2 separate regions of the Homo sapiens genome follow, and region 2 is linked to region 1. The links are chromatin loops, found by intact Hi-C in ENCODE. Cell type or tissue: GM12878. All regions are shown on one strand. Each heading gives the region's core, and the rest is flanking DNA. Links, peaks and the distances in the headings are about the cores only.

The links. Hi-C counts contacts between places; a loop is a spot of excess contacts. Peaks named below come from ENCODE experiments on the same cell type or tissue, not always from the same donor. Only the 100,000 strongest peaks of a DNase experiment are listed, where the experiment ranks them.
Region 2: a loop joins it to region 1, with 7 times the contacts of the local background. A loop is called at or near these places in 5 of 110 quality-filtered maps.

The regions. Positions count from the first base shown.
Region 1 is chr4:20,418,062-20,426,408 of GRCh38, reverse strand. All of the region lies in intron 4 of SLIT2 (slit guidance ligand 2), which reads right to left. Among named protein-coding and RNA genes, the nearest start is that of SLIT2-IT1, 30 kb to the right of the region's middle. RefSeq lists enhancers at 7,235-7,284, 7,405-7,474. In GM12878, for the core only: CTCF peaks have their summits at 3,798 (motif pointing left) and 7,364 (motif pointing left); DNase peaks (open chromatin) are centred at 3,800 and 7,308; H3K4me3 peaks cover 390 bases; H3K27ac peaks cover 569 bases.
Region 2 is chr4:20,756,346-20,764,692 of GRCh38, reverse strand. KCNIP4 (potassium voltage-gated channel interacting protein 4) reads left to right here. Exons shown (of 9, transcript NM_025221.6): 4 at 5,803-5,872. It also overlaps a transcript of PACRGL not described here. Among named protein-coding and RNA genes, the nearest start is that of PACRGL, 60 kb to the right of the region's middle. In GM12878, for the core only: a CTCF peak has its summit at 4,456; no DNase peak of the experiment used is centred there.

The DNA of each region.
Region 1 (8,347 bases), core at 277-8,276:
TATACAAAACTCCCTATTTTCTAAAGAATCTGATTCCCCAGCCTCTCCACTCATTCTTTTACTAGCTTTGAATTTGTTTTTGTATACATCATTTATAAATCTTCCCCTTCTATGCTGCCTCCTACACAGTGAAAGTTGTACTCAACTCTGTGCTCATCTGCCAGCAGTCCTGGTGATATCCTTTCCTTCCCTACTGCCTCCGCATTCCAGGTTTGGAGCTGCTTCATTCAAGCATGTGTTGGTTAAGCCAAAGTCAGCTGCCATGTGTTAGGTACCACACTACACACTGAGGATGCAATGGTGAAGAAGGAGCAACCCTGTTCTCAAGAAGCTCACAGTCTATAAGGGAGCACTGAGCAAAACACTCATTCACACATTAGTCTAATAGGAAAAAAATCACAGGTTTACAGAGAAGCTCCTAAGGTGACAGCAAATCCCAAACTGAATTGTCAGGGATAGCACAGAAGAGTCTTGAAAAACTCATGGTCATACAAAGGATTGGCATAGGAGGGAGAGGCAGGCAGAGAAAGGGACATATGAAAAAGCATGGAATCTGCAGCAGCTGGAAATAATGCTACACTTGAGTTTTCTCCATTTACTACTTTAAGTTTTCAGCAAAAGTACCACTTTCTCATGTAAAGTGTTCATATAAAATCTGTTAACTTTTTGGATATTTGAAAGACTAAAGCATTTCCTAGGGGCTTAAAGTTGAACTCACTAAAAGGAATTTCTATGTATTAAGAGTGGCTTTTCCCTTTACAAACGGATTTATGGACAGGAAGATTTGGAAAATAATATTTTTAGAAAGTAATTTCCAGCAAGTTAAAATTGTATCTAATCAATATGACATTTCTTTAAACGGGATCCTTGTTCTCTACAGTAGATATACACCACACACGTGTATAAACTTATTTTTTCTGAGACTATTTCATTCATATAAATAATAGCCATTAGAAACTTGGAAGGTATTTATAGAAAAAAAGACTTGGTGAAAGCTCAGGAGAAATGGACAATGGTTTTATTTGTTTATTTATTTATTTTTTTGATAGTGTCTCGCTCTATCTCCCAGGCTGGAATGTGGACAATGAGTTTTTTAAAAATGACATTTAAAAAACCTTAAACAAAACAGTAACAATAACTCTGCAAAAATACAACAAAATAGGACAAAGCATAAAACTTTGTGAAAAAATTAAAACTTATTGTTTAAATACAAAGTCATTAATTAAAAAAATAAGGTTTGCCTGTATCCACAAAGTCTGAAGGTCAAAAACAATCCAGAAATTGCTACAGCTAAACTAAAACTTCATGAGCACTCATAATAAACTTCAAACACTGTTTAAAACATACCAAAAGTTCAGGGAAAATAAGCAAACACCATCCTTTGGGAAAAAGACAAGGGTTTTCATGAGACAAATTATGCCTTATCAATCAACTGAAATATTTAGAAAGAATAAATATGTAAACCAAAAATATATAGACACACTTTATTTGGACTTGCAAATCTGATATTAGTAAAGTCTCATTCATTGTTACTTTAAAATTTGAGTTACCACGGTACTGAGGTGGATTGATAAATACAGAAATATCCACTAAGGGATATATAGAGATGAAAACAAAAGGTAATGAACACCTGGTAAATCTCTGAAAGCAGGGGGGCCTCTCACAGAATGTTAACAAATGCTTCTGTGACTGTTTATAAAAATATACAAATGCCCAAAAGCAGATGTGCACATTGACTTTGTTTCTTAGTGACACACTTGGCATTAAAACAATTTCAACTAGAAAATAGATTTCTATGGAATCATGCTAGATTTCTGTATTTTGATTGTCAAATCTAAGCATTTTAAAAAAATTAGACGACAAATAGAAAATGACATGTATGTTCTGTGAATAAATGGTTACTACAGTATTTGAGAAAAACCCATACATGTGAAATTTTATTGTATGAGATGTTATAACATGCCTGGTATTTTTGAAGTTTATGGAAAAACTCATGGGCTTTTTGAATCATTTGAACTTCTTGATGTATTTTCTCAAATTACTTTAAACATTTTTTCTACACTAGAATTTTATTCTGGAATTCCATAGGTATTATGATGGGTAAGTAATCTAATTCAGAAAGAAGACCTGTCAGAGAACAATAAAACTTTGTCATTTTCATGAAGTTAAGGTGCTTTGAAATTGATAAGCAGATAAAAGTGTTTTATGGTTAGTTTGTACTAACTTGATCAATTTAACATTCCTGGAAGGTGGCAGTAGTTGATGGAAAAGTGTGCCAATAAAAACATTAGTTCCACGTATGTTCTATGCCAACTCTGAGTAACATGACAATGAACAAATGGTTTCATTTACACATTTAATTTACTAATTTTATGAAGCAATCTAAAATATTCCCTTTTCTAGAAGAATCAATCTTTAAAAGTAAACCAATGAAGAGAGAGATTGCCAATAGATTCTTTAACCATATGAAATTCGTATATCAAGTTGATCACATGAGCCAAAATTACATTCCTTTAAGGAAACACATGTAATGCAAAGTGACACTTAAAACTCAAACATTTAAATGAACTCATAATCATCCATTCTTAGTGGTGTAAATACAGAGTAAGCTTAGAATTTTCCTTACTCATAAAGATAATTTTAACATATAACATTTATATTTGCATTATGTTTATGAGTTCTACCTTCAATATTTGATTCCGTCATTCGGTATACAAATGTTTACTGTCTGACCCTTAAATGCCAATCATAGTACTGAAGGTTTAAGAGAAAGGTCCCATGTGAAATTGTGAGAATCAAAGGCAGACCTCTTGTGGTCAGTGAGAATTCTACCACTTCTCCATTTGTAATCAGGAGCACTCTCTTCTTCCACCTTGAAATATAATTTAAATCCTAAACGACAAATTTGTGTAAACATGTTAAACTTTGTATTTCTCAAATTCTAATTTAGTCACACTAAAATTATAAATTATAATTTATAATTTCCTGAAATTATAAATTATAGTATACTTTTTAATAAGTTCTTTACTTTGGTAAATATTCGGGGATGTTGCAGAAAATGTAAATAATGAGTATTTCAATTATGTTCACTAAGGGTATCTATTTAAATCTTTCCATTGTCCTAAGTCTCCTTTTCTGGTTTTTAAATATGCCTCCTTTATCTCAATTAACTTGGTTTTCTAGAAATTAAACAAAATAAGATCATCCCCAATCTCAGTGTTTCCCCTATGTCTGTACGTGGATTTACTTTGGCTGTAGTCTAAAAATTTGGGTCTAGTATATGCAAACTGTGAGTCACTCCTCTGGGAGAAGGCATGAAAGAAACATGGGGGTAAACCAGAAGACACAAGCATAGTAGAGATTGGGATAGCGATGTCATAGAAAGCATTAAAAAACTTAAGGAACAAGAAATAAAGGCAAGTGAATAGGTTAAACATACATTTTCTAACCACCTCCTCCCACCCCCCACCACAATAAGCAATTTTAAATAGAGTGGCTAAAGTTAATAGTGCCACATGGGGAAAAAAATCAGAATGATATTGAGTATTCTGCACATCCACTTCACTCCGACCTCTATTTCCATTCTCATTTTCCACCCTTCTTTCCTTCATTGATGCTGGCCTCCTTTCTGCTGCTCAAAAATCCTGCCTCGTTGCTGCCTCAGATCTCCCAGATGTAAAGTCACCTTTATGGCAGTCTGGCTCCATCTCATTCAGGCCACTGTGCAAATGTCTTCTCAGAGAGACTTGCCCTGATCAGACCATCTGAAAGAGCCTCTCATGCCCCCTTCTGCCCACTGCCTCTCATTACACTAAAGCCATCTTAATTATTTCGTTATTTACCTGTTAACATTAGGATGTAAGCTTCCTGGAAGCAGTGATGGTGACCTGTATTGCATCATTTGAAATTGCCAGCTTTTTTTGGTCAATCAAAATGATCAAATAGTGGCAATTTCCTATGGCCAAAATGAATATTCTTGTGTATGAAACTGAGTAAAAATGTATGACTAATTAAAAGTTCCTCCACTAATTTTCACTTTAACATGTATTTCTTTTCCCCCAAATAGCCAAAGACAGATGAGGGACTATGCCCATGTTAACTATTCCAGCTATGTTAATTCAAGCCTGGATTAATTATGATCTCATCTTGACTTCTCTACTAAAAGTCAGACAGATTAGAAAATATTTTTGTTTTCATAGCATACTATCTATAATTCACATTGACAATGCACGCAATTTGCAATTTTTTTGTGATACAGATATATCAATATATAAATTTGAGTCATCTCATTGAGATGACAATTAAAACGTATTATGAAGTGTGAACTTGGATCGAGGAAGAACAAAAAGGAGCCAAGAAATGAACTCTGAAATCTTGGTAGTGACAGAGCACCAGGCCAACAGCAACATGTTGTGGAGGTGTTCCGTCCATGCATCCATTAGAACCATGTGGAAACAATTCCTGTAGATCCCTAATAAGCATAGGCTGACTTTTCTGACAAAAATGAACAAAAAACCAAAGCATAGATCTGAAAAGCAATCTTGCATGCACATGCACAGGTGCTGTCAAATGGAGAAAGGGAAGGAGGGAGGCAAAGAAAACATTCCGTTAAGAATTGCAAAATGCTTAGAGCCTCTTGACATCAGAGCTGGATTTCATGGGCTATGTTAGTGAATTGCAAGACTTATCAGCTTGCTCACAGGATCCCTCTCATCTCATTACATTGTAAAAATAAATCTATTTATATTTTTCTTAATCTTTTGGGGGCTGGGGAGAAGGGAATATCGATACTTCCAAAACAAGTCTCTACAAAATATGAAAGAAATGATTTACAATGCATTTTAAATGGCTTTGTAAGAAAATCTGATCCATGCTTTCAAAAAAGTTTATCGTTAAATTTAAAGCTTTCCTTCTAACTCCTTCATATGTTGCTCCTTTTAATGTCAACAGGAAATCAACAATGAAGAAGAGACATATGGTGAAGGGAGGGACAGAGGAACTCATCGTGAATCAGCTCTCTCCACTGCAGGCAAGAAATGAAAAGTTTATATTTTTAAATGTTACTACAAAATGTTCCACTGGCAAGCCTGGGAATTCTAAGTGGCATGAAAAGATCAGACTAAAGTCACTTTCAAACATACCTGGGATCTGAAAGCTGTGACTGACTTCTTGGAAAAGGCGAAAGTCTGATACATATTTTTCAATAATGACATCCCTCATCCTTCACCAAATCCTTCATCAAATTTAGGAAACTGAAGGTCATCCCCATTTTAATATCTGGGCTAAAATGCTGACACTACTAATTACCTTTTCTTTTAATTCCCTCCATTCTACCTCCAGGTACCAGTTTCAGAAAATCAAAAAATGGTGTTTTAACTTGCTAGGGATGCCATCAGAAAATACCACAGACTAGGTGGCTTTAAGAACAGAAATTTATTCTCTCATAGTTCTGGAGGCTAAGAAGTCCAAGATTAGGGTGCCAGCATGATCTGTTTCTGGCAAGGGCTTTCTTCCTGGCTTTCTTCTTGCTGTATCCTCACACAGCAGACAGAAAGAACAAGCTCTCTGGTGTCTCCTCTTATAAAGACATCGATCCCATCATGAGAGCCCCTGGCCCATTACCTCATCTAAATCAAATTGCCTCCCAAGTACCCCCCTCTAAATACCACTGCATTGGAGGTTAGGGTGTCAACATTTGAATCTCTTCCTCCCTTTCTTCCTCCCTTTTTTCTTTCTCTCCCTCCCTTTCTCTCTCCTTTTCCTTCCCTCCTTCCTTCACTTCTTTTTCTGTAAATGTCTTATTCTCTGTGTCTTAGTTTCCACATCTTTAATCTATGGCCTCTAGTTCCTAGGGTTCTACAAGGATAAAATTAGGCAATGTTTGTAAAACACTTGATACCTAATATTGGTTAAATAAATAAAATATATTATTTTCAGGTAAAGTTGAAGGACCATGAGGGCACAACTTAGTGTCTGCATAGTAACTGGCATACAAAGTGTTGCATCAATATTTGTTGAATGAATTAATAGTGAAAGACTAATCACTTGGAAAAGGAAGCATAGTGAGTGCTTCTGTAAGTACAACATGATTCTCAAAGGCTTCTTGGAACTAAACATCTGCCTGAATCCAAAAGCACCAAGTTAAAAGTGTGGGTCAGTCATGTACTCACAGTTGTAGTATGTGGACAGAGAAGACCCTAACCAAAACCTATTGCTAAAAATGTACGCATTAGAAGTGAGAAAAGTGGAGTTGTGTTCGGGTAGTTATTTAAGAAGACAGTGCAATGAACTATGAGCCTAAAGAAGGATGAGTAGGGAATGATTTGGATATTAGAGACAGTGGTTATCATTTATTGTTCAAATCTACCATTTGAAGTGCCTGGTTTGGCCCTATTTTATTTCAAGAACCCATAGAGACAGCTGCACAGAACCTGCATGAGCCATGTTAATGTTCCACATTGACTTACTTTAAATCTGTGACCTTTTCTAGGACCAAAAGAAAGGGTAGACATAGGCGCAAGGAAATCTCTGAAAGCTAGGACTCATCCTATGATATAGAAAACCGTGTGAAGGTTACAAAACACACCATCATCGATCTCTCCTGTTCTTAATATTCAACTTTAATGCAAGCTGTAATCGGAATGCAGCCACCATTTTTGAACTTCTACTCTATAACAGTCACTGTATTTATTTTTGCAACACACACACACACACACACACACACACACACACACACACACAGCTTAAAACTTACCCTTAACAGCAACACAGCCAGGTATATGCCATCTTCCCCATTTTAAAGGTGGGAAAATTGAATATCAGAGAGGTTATGTCAATTGCTTTAGGTAATACAGGCAGCAAAGAGAAAATCTGAGGTTGGAGTCCAGTGTATTCCAGATCTGAAATCACTGTTCTAGTCTCCTTTTTCCCAAGAACAACTGGAGAAGCCCATGGGAATTTTCAGTTTCTCTGAGTGGCTTGTCACATTAATCCAGGTAGAAAGAAATAGTAAGAGTAGTAAGTAAATCATTAAATAATTATACAGTTTTAGACATTTATAAGCATACATACACATATGTGTGTACATGTATGTAAGCACATTTTTATTAAAATAATTTAAATGTATAAAAATTATAAGATATGAAATCACACATATACAAAGGAATTACGGGGGTTCTTGTGACATTTATTGGCTTTCAACAGTTGACATGTCTTCTAGATACTGTAGAAGTATTTGTGTTCTAAGACACCACCGCAAGTGTTACTATACTGCACTATTTACAAATGTTTTGAAATTGAAAGTGTGTATAATACTTCCTTACAAGGTGGAGCAACATTGTGAGTCACAATGGTGCCATCTACTGGGAAACTGGTAAACTATGAAAATAGAGAAAATGGTATGCATTTAAGGGAAACAGAAAGTATCGTACTCTGATATCCTTCCTGTTCACTAAAAAATTCCAATAATTAGTTTTTTTCTGTGGGGCGGGAGATGAGAGTTCATGGGTACAGTTAATATGCTGGAAAGCAAACAGTTCACACCATAATCCTTTCACATTTGTTTTCTCTCTTTTAATTTGATATCATTTGTGTATGTGTATGTGTGTGTTATTTTTCCTACTATTTACCCGAGCCAGAAATAAGAGAAAATGACTTTTCAGTAATTAAAAACAAATTTCAATATGTGACAACTTAGAGTTGTTCTCAATCCTAATATGCAGTTACTTCTCCCAAGAAATTCCCAGGTATTAATTTAAAAAGTCTTTGATGTCTTAGTTTGCACAACATATGCTATCGGGTTTGAGTTAATAAAATCATCCTCAAGTTTTCACTGTGGGTTGTCAAAGGCTCTTATGACACCTTTTCATCAAAGTAAATTAAATATTCATTGTATCCCATAGTAGATCTATTGGCCGCCCTCAGTATAACTAGGCTTTTGGAGTGAGAATAATACAAAAACGTTTCATTACTGGTGTTTCTTTCAGCTATGTATAATGGAGAAAACTAGGACCTTACATAGATACCTTCATAAAATGACAGAAAGCAAGTCTTAATTAACCACGTGTTTTTTTCTACACATAAATTTGCTATAATACATTTTGAATCCTTGTCTCTAGTCCCATCACCACCCAGGACTTTCATAGACCATTTTATCTAACCATGTATAACTTCAGAGAATTAAAACTAACAACAGCCGAAGTGAAAAAAGCGTGATCCTGTCAGATAAGCGGTTTTAAAATTTTTATTTGTTTGGCCTCCTATGTACAGAGTCATCCATTCCCATGCCAATTCAACTGATATTGATGGTCAGACCCCACTACATACCAACATTAAGACAGAAAATGTC
Region 2 (8,347 bases), core at 312-8,311, 340 kb before region 1:
TGTGTGTGTGTCCAATTCCCATGTGATTCTAGTCGGTAGCTCCTCTCGGTGTGAGACTTTCTCATAAAGCTGCGGTGGCAGCACGAATGGATGCAGCGTTTCTGGAAAGCACCATGACTGTGCATAGAAAGAGCTTTCAATGGTTTAAACTGGTTGGTCTTACGATTCTCCTTCTGGGATTAGTCATAAAGAAGAAACCACAAGTGCAGTCACAGAAGGATGCATAGAATATTAATTACATCATTATTCCTATGTAGTGCAAAAATGCCAAAATCGCCTCAATATGCAACAGTATGGTAAGTTCAATGGATGCATTATTATGCAGTCACTAAAAATCATGATGTAAAAAATGTTCAGGATATTTCCTAAAGTTAAAGAACATAAAATGCTATAATTTTGTCTTATTAAAACTTTATTTCTACGGTATATATGCTTATATAAATGACCAATATACTCTTACAGTAGTCAGATTATGGGTGATTTTCATTTTCTTTAATTTTTTTCTATAGAGGGCATATTTTCATGGAATAATCATTTGCTAATAATCAGACAAAATTTCATTAGAAAATAGAATACAGAACCATAAGGGTTAGTAGAAGCTTGCAGCAAATTCTCAGAAGATGGATGAGTGAGGCATTTCTTACTATCCCTAAACCCAGGAACCCTACTGCTTCTTGGATCCTTAGAAAAATCTAATGAAAAAATTCATGCTCAAACATTTAAGCTTCATTGTACTTGTTTACTTGAAGCAAGTAAACAGTCTTTAAAAATGACACCTGGGAAATGGAGACAATTTATACTGCTAAATGACTTGATAATCTTCATGTTACAACATCAGTGGGAGGCTGGGCTCACACCTGTAATCCCAGCACTTTGGCAGGCCAAGGCAGGATTGCTTGTGGCAGGGAATTCAAATCCAGCCTGGGCAACATAGTGAGATCCCATCTTTACAAAAATACAAAATAAAAATCAATAAATAAAGCATCAGTGGGAGAACTGTTTCAGAACACAGACACTTGGAGTATCTTTCAAACATGCCACAGGGATAGATATTCCAAACTCTTTACAAATCTGCATTCTTGTCTTCTTTCTGGCCATACCAGACTTCTTATTTTGTTTGGGGTAGACACATTAAGTGATCTCTAACAACAAAAAAAATGAGAATAGAAATGATGTATACCACTTTAAGACCTGGCCCATAAAAAGTTTCCATGTACTCTTTTCAGCGTTCTTTTCCTCCTTCTGGATGACACAGTCACAGAGACTGTTGGCGCCATATGTTAAAGTCACCAAATCTTCATTAGCCTCTGTCCCTAGAAGAACCATCAGCTGATCTGTACACTCACCCAAGATTGTTATGTGAATAAGAAATATACTACGTGGTTTTTAACTGTGTTATACAGGTTGACTATCCCTCATCCAAAAAAGCAAAATACTGTAAAATCCAAAACTTTTTGAGAGACAAAATGGCATTCAAAGTAAATGCTCATTGGAGTATTTCAGATTTTCAGGTTAGGTATGTTCAACTGGTGATGTGGTTATGCTTTGTGCCCTACCCAAATCTCATCTTGAATTGTAATCCCCATAATCCCCAGGTGTCAAGGGAGAGAGCAGGTGGAGTAATTGAATCATGGAGGCAGTTCCCCCATGCTGTTCTCGTGATAAGTGGGTGAGTTCTCATGAGTTATGATGGTTTTATAAGGGGCTCCTGCCTTTCACTCAGCACTTCTCCTTTCTTGCTGCCTTGTGAAGAAGGTGCCTTCCTTCTCCTTTGCCTTCCACCATGATTGTAAGTTTCCTGAGGCCTTCCCAGGGATGCTGACCTGTGAGTCAATTAACCTCTTTCCTTTATAAATTACCCAGACTTGGGCAGTTCTTTATAGCAGTGTGGAAATGAACTAACACAACTGCTGAGTGTAATGTGAATATTCCAAATCCCAAAAAATCTAAAATCCAAGACACTTCTGTTCCCAAGCATTTTGATTAAGGGACATTTGAAGGCCTAATTTTACAGCAGCAAGAGTTAACTAATACAGCACATTGTTTATGTTTTACACTTTGCTGCACATGCAGCCTGGCCAAATTCATTCTTGATAGAGAAGTAGAGAGACCACTTTTATGGAGAGATCACTGCACAGAAGAGGTGAAGAAAAAGTTACAGAATGTATACCATCTTGTAAATCACTAGCATCTTTTTCTCACCTGAAGGTTTAAAAAAATGCACTAGTTTCAATAAAAAATCTCTGGGAATAAATAAAAGATCATCATTCTTGGATTTGATTTTTTAATATTTAGTTATTGGTCTTTGCTATGGTCTGAATGTTTGTGTCCCTTTAGAACTCATATGTTGAAATCCTAACCCCCAATGTGATAGTATTAGGAGGTGGGGCCTTTGGGAGATGATTAGATCAGGTGGACAGAGACTTCATGAATTAGATAAGTGTCCTTTTATAAAAGACCCCACAGAGCTAGCTCGCCCCTTCCACTATGTGGGAACACAGCTAGAAGATGCCATCTATGAACCAGGAATGTGGCCTCATCAAGCACTGAATCTGCTAATCCTATGGTCTTAGACTTCCTAGCCTCCAGTACTATGAGAAATAAATTTCTATTGTTTATAAGCTGCCTAGTCTATGGCATTTTGTTAAAGGAGCCTGAACAAAGACAGTCTTTATTCTTCTAGTTGGATAGAGGTTCCATGATGGGAAGACCTTTGACTGGTTTATTGTAGCAGTCCCAGTTCCTAGAAGACTCCTGGAATAATAGGCATACAGTATGTGTTTGTAGAGATGTAAACTAATGTAATGAATATAAGGTGGATAAAAACAAATTTATCTGGTGAGACTTTCCACCCTGAAACTTGGCCAGTAGTTTTCATTTGGCAGAGAAAAGGTTTCCTCTGACACAGATATGTGATTAAACATAAAACACATGCATATCAGATAGTCAGTTTACAAATTCATTTCACATTATATCTATCAAATATATCTAGAGACTGAAGGCAGCTAACAAATTTGTTGATGCAGAGGTCCCTTTGCTTGAAGTCCTCTTCCTTTATCAGCATCAACTTTTAACTCCCAGGCAACTTTCCAGCTCTAACTTTGCACAAGCTTGCCACCTGATGGCAGAGAGCCAGGTATTTACTCTCTCCTTACTATCCCAAGCAACTGGCTTAGCATTAAATAGCCAATAAATCACAATTTCCATGTGTGAGAGGGTCTAACTGCAAAGTGTTTAGTCTTAAAATGGGTCCATTGGTGTCAGCTAGATAGATAGTCAAAATGTTTGAGAGATTAGCTGTATACATACCACCTTTGGAGTTGTAGCTATTGGTTGTTAATTCATTTATGTATTAGGGTCCTTCAGAGAAATGGAACTAATAGGATGTGTGAGTATAAAGAGACTTATTAAGATATTGGTTCACACTTTGTGGAGCCTTGGCCAGCTTGATATCTAATGAAGGGGTCTGGCAAGCTGGAGCCTCAGAAAACAGTTACAGTTCAAGTCCAAAGGCAGGGTGCTGGTGAACAAGGGAAGCCAATATTACAGATGATGTCTGAAGAACACTCTTTCTCTGGGAAGGTCCGTCTTTGTTCTGTTCAGGCCTTAAACTGATTCAATGAGGCCCCCTCACATTGTGGAGGGCAATCTGCTTTACTTAAAGTCTACCAGCTTAAATGTATTGAAAGTAATAGCAAAAGCCGCAATTTTGCATCAATGTAATAAATCTCAAAAACACCCTTACAGAACTATCCAGAATAATGCTTGACCAAACACTTGGACACTATGGCCCAGAGAAGTTAAACACATAAAATCAACCATCACAGTTCACTTGCTTGCTTGCTTGCTCATTTGTTTTTGGTTGTTTTTTTCTTTACTCCAATTCTCTTAGGTCCTTGAGGTCATCATTATTTCCACAGGGGTCATCTAATACGAAACCTTGTCATGACCTGGAGAGTTCCAAGCCCACATTCCAGCTTCCCCACTGGCTTAGTGTGTAACAAAGTGCTTTGCCACTCAGCACCTCCAGTTCTGCCTCTGTGAATGCAGCTATTTTGCCTACCTAAGCTCATCATTAACAAATGGGATAAAACCATATCGAGAAGCTCTGTAAACACAAATTCACATTGAAACTGTTAACACTGTTTATGTATCAAAGGTCCTACCTTTCAAAACAACAAATGAGAAAATAGAAAATTCTGCAGGTGAAGCACATTACAGTTGAGTAACTGACTCACTGGAATAAAGAAAGTAAGTTTATTAGTGAGGGAACAATGATTTTAAGGGTTAAGTGATGTTTTAAATACTACCATAGGTGATTGATAAAGATGCTGGAAACAGTATCAAATTTAGAGTACACAGAATATTCATGTCTAAAGTCAGGTCTGTTGGGGAGTTAGCACACCATTCATCCTTCCCCAGTGAACTTAGTCCTGGGTGGACGTTAGGTGGCGTGGGAGTGCTGTGACAACTAGAGTCAGGGGAGCTCTGATCACATGGGACTGTTCATGAGAATCTACTAAAAGAGACTAAACAGAACTTACCACTTCTCCACTTACAATGTGCAGTTGACTCTTGAACAACACTAGTTGGAAGTGTGTGGGTCCACTTATATGTGGATTTTTGTCAATAAATATAGTCGCCCCTCTGAATTTGCAGCTTCAGCATCCACTGCCAAATGCAGATCAAAGATACAGGATAGGAAGGACCAACTTCTCTTATCTGCAGGTTCTGCAGTGCCAAGTGTGGGACTTGAATGTGCATGGATTTTGGTATCCGCGGTGGTCCTGGAAGCAATGCCCCAAGGATAACAAGGGATCACCATACAGTTAATATCTCACATGATTCAATTCTGGGCTATCATGTGATTGTCAGTCTCCACCACTCAAGGGGCCTCTACGCCTAAATTCTTAACCACACTGGTTCTTATAACTCCAAAAAATGGAGGAATTTCCAGAGATTGGGGGACAATTTGCTTGCTCAAACCTTATATTCTGCACCAAGGCAGCCCCCTTCTGACACTTTAAAGTTTCTTTTTTTCTTTTTTTTATTAGCAAAAATGCCAAAACCACTCTCAGAGGGCTAACCTTGCCCTGTGGCCCCTCCAGGTCAGTTGTCCAACATGGGTGTAGTTCCCAAGATCAATGTCCATCATTCTTTGACAAGTTGACCCAGGGACAAAGGTGGGGATCTATTAAGCCCAGGCCAGGCCATTTCTTTGCAGACTCTCCTTTCCGGAAGTTCAAAAATATGGGGTTCTATCTCACCCAAGGTCACTTGTTACAAAACCATGTCTTGGGTATGCCTAGACATCCTGTTAACAAGCATTAGTATCTATTACTGGTTGAAGCTTCTTGAGCCACTAGAGATGCCAATAGAGTAATTCTGCCATTGAATCGAAGATTATGTGAGTTCAGAAAACCTTGAAAGGACAAAACCAAGATTCACCAAAGACTATATTATAAACATCTTGCAACATGCTTGCTGTGTGAAAAATAATGCAATTTCCTTTTACTTTATAATAAACATATGTGTTCTTAAAAGCAGCACTGTGTTTCTGAATACATTACACCTACTTTGATACTCAATATGCAAAGATATTTACATCTACGTTTTTTTTTCTTGTGAGAACTGGAACAAACATAAGTTTATAGTGTGCTTTTATTCCCTTTGTAATAATGGATGAATGGTTAATTTTCTTGGTGCAGCTTTGCATGGTAGACAGTTCTGTTTCAAAATGTGCAAAAAAAATTCAGTTTTATGAACACTTTGCTCATATTGCTTCTCTGCCACTTTCCCTAGGAATGCCCCAGTGGTGTTGTTAATGAAGAAACCTTCAAAGAGATTTACTCGCAGTTCTTTCCACAGGGAGGTAAGTACAAATGTGGACTTGTTAACATACTATCAGAGTTACAATTATGCTTGCAGTGTTGAGTTTAATTTTTCATAGCATGATGCTACATTTTTAATCGTTATGTAAAAGAATTAATGCACAGCATGCAAGTGTATATAATTTTTAATGTACCATAAAAGCCAGCGACTTAGAAATTATCAAATATCCAAGAGGCTGCTCTTTAGTTTAATACAACTATTACTGTGTGCCCAGTACTGTGGCTCTCAAATGCACAATGTTTTCTGACTATTATGAGGGTGCTCAAAAATGCCACAAAGCTCATTCACATGCATTGTAGGTCTCACTTGATTCTCCCAACTCTGAAAATTAGGAAAAATGTAATTATCCTCAATTTATAGATATGAAATCTGGGGATTGGAGAAGGTAAATGGTTTGCTCAGGGCCACATATTGACTCAGTGGCAGATCTGGGTTATAACCTAGATTTTCTGCAGCCTCCCCTTGTATATTTTCTGCTGTTCCTCTTTCTTTCAGTAATTCTTTACTGTGCTCCCTCATCTGAGAAAATTAAAACCATCCTAGATATTATTTTAATTGGAAAGAAAACACAAGGATAGCGTAATGATAATACATGCATGTTAGAGATGAGTGAAAAGATATTCTTGCCATTGGACCTTATAGTTTTTCTTTCAATTACCTAACAGATGCCCAACTTATATTTGTCCCACAGCCTATGGTGTGCCTAGCCATGCATGAGGTGCTGATCACGTAGGGGGAATTAAGAGGAATAGGATGTAATCTCTGCCCAAAAGAATGTTATACCTAGTGTAGCAGATGGACAATGTCAAACTCAAGTATAACTGTGATTATGGGAGTTAAAAAATAATATTCTGAGAGCACAGTGCTGGCATGATTAAATTAGCTGCAGGACAGAGAGGACATAAAAAGAGACTCTCCAGATGAGTTGAACCTGAGCTGAAGTTGTTGCCATTCAGAAAGCATCTAATATGTGCCTGTCCCTGGCATGCCTCACCATCCAACAACCCTACCTATAATCCTCATTTTTTTAAAGATACACACGTGGAAACTAAGGTGCAGAGAGTTTGATCCATTTCCAAAGTGTATAGTCTTTCGCTCTCCCATTATACCTCTCAGGAGAAGTTCACTTCTGAGTATGATGTCTTCCCGCTTTAAAAGGCAGTAGGGACATGACATTTTAGGCAAATGGGGTGTAAACAAAGGGTCAGAGCATAGAACTGAAGATGGGCATTTGCAGGAAATTGCCAGGATTTGGGTGTGGCTAGGGTAGAGAGTGTACAATGGAGGGTGAAATGTCCTAGAGAGTCAAGGATGCCATATGAAGAAATGGGACTTTATCCTTGAGGTGATGCAAAGCCACTGATAAGTTTAAGTGGGATCTTTTACAGTCAGATTTGATTTGTGTTTGGGATACATTTCACTGATAGGTCAGTGGAAGATTAACTTGAGGTCAGCAATACTGCAGGCAGGGAGACTAATTAGAAGATTACTGCTGTAGGAGGCAAAACAATAAGGTCTTTAAATAAGTATATGCATAGGAGAAAATGAGAAGTGGGGACAGATTACAGACATATTTAGATGACAAAAATGGAAGAATTTAGTGATGAACTAACTTTTTGTGGCATAAAGAGATGAAGAGAGGAGTTTGTGATACCTTCCAGGATTCCATCATGGACACCAGGTGACTCTTTACAGGAGGAATAGGGCGATAATGATCTCAGTTTTGGACAAATTACATCTGAGGTGCCTGTGGGGATTTAGACTCAACAAGAAGTTGGCACAAATGTGAGGCTCAGAGGACAAGTCAGAGAAAGAGATAGAGATTTGAGAATTATTAATCAAGAAGTAGTGGTTAAATCCATGATGTAGATGAGGTTACTGGGGGAATTATAAAAGGTTGCAAGCTCCATGAGGCCAGCATGAAACTCCAGAACACATGTCAAGAACCATAAGGAAAAGGGATCAACAAAGGAGACAGAGAATGAACAGTTTATGGAAATAAACACAAGAGAGATAGATAGTTCAGAAATGAAATGATGAAGTCCAGTAAGGTAAGGATCAGAAGGTCTCTTTGGGATGTGGCAACATGGGAGTCATTGTTGGGCATGATCAGGACAGCCCAAGTGCCCTGGATGAACTACTAGGGAGTGGAGCGCACAAGCAGAAGCCAAATTGCAGAGGGTGAAAAGGACGATGAGAAGAAAACAGCGACAACCAATAGAGACAGCACTTACAAAAAGCTTTGCTGGAAGAGTGAAGTGATGAGGAAACTGATCATAGTGCTGGGTAGATACCAGTGGAAGACTTTATCTTTTAATGTAGAAAAGACTGGACATTGTTTATACACAGGGAAGACTGGTAAAGAAGGAGATGTTAATAGCTTTAGGATAGAAAAGAAAAGAGATAAATAGGATTCAGAATTGGAGGAAAAAGATAGTGATGCGATGGGATAGTG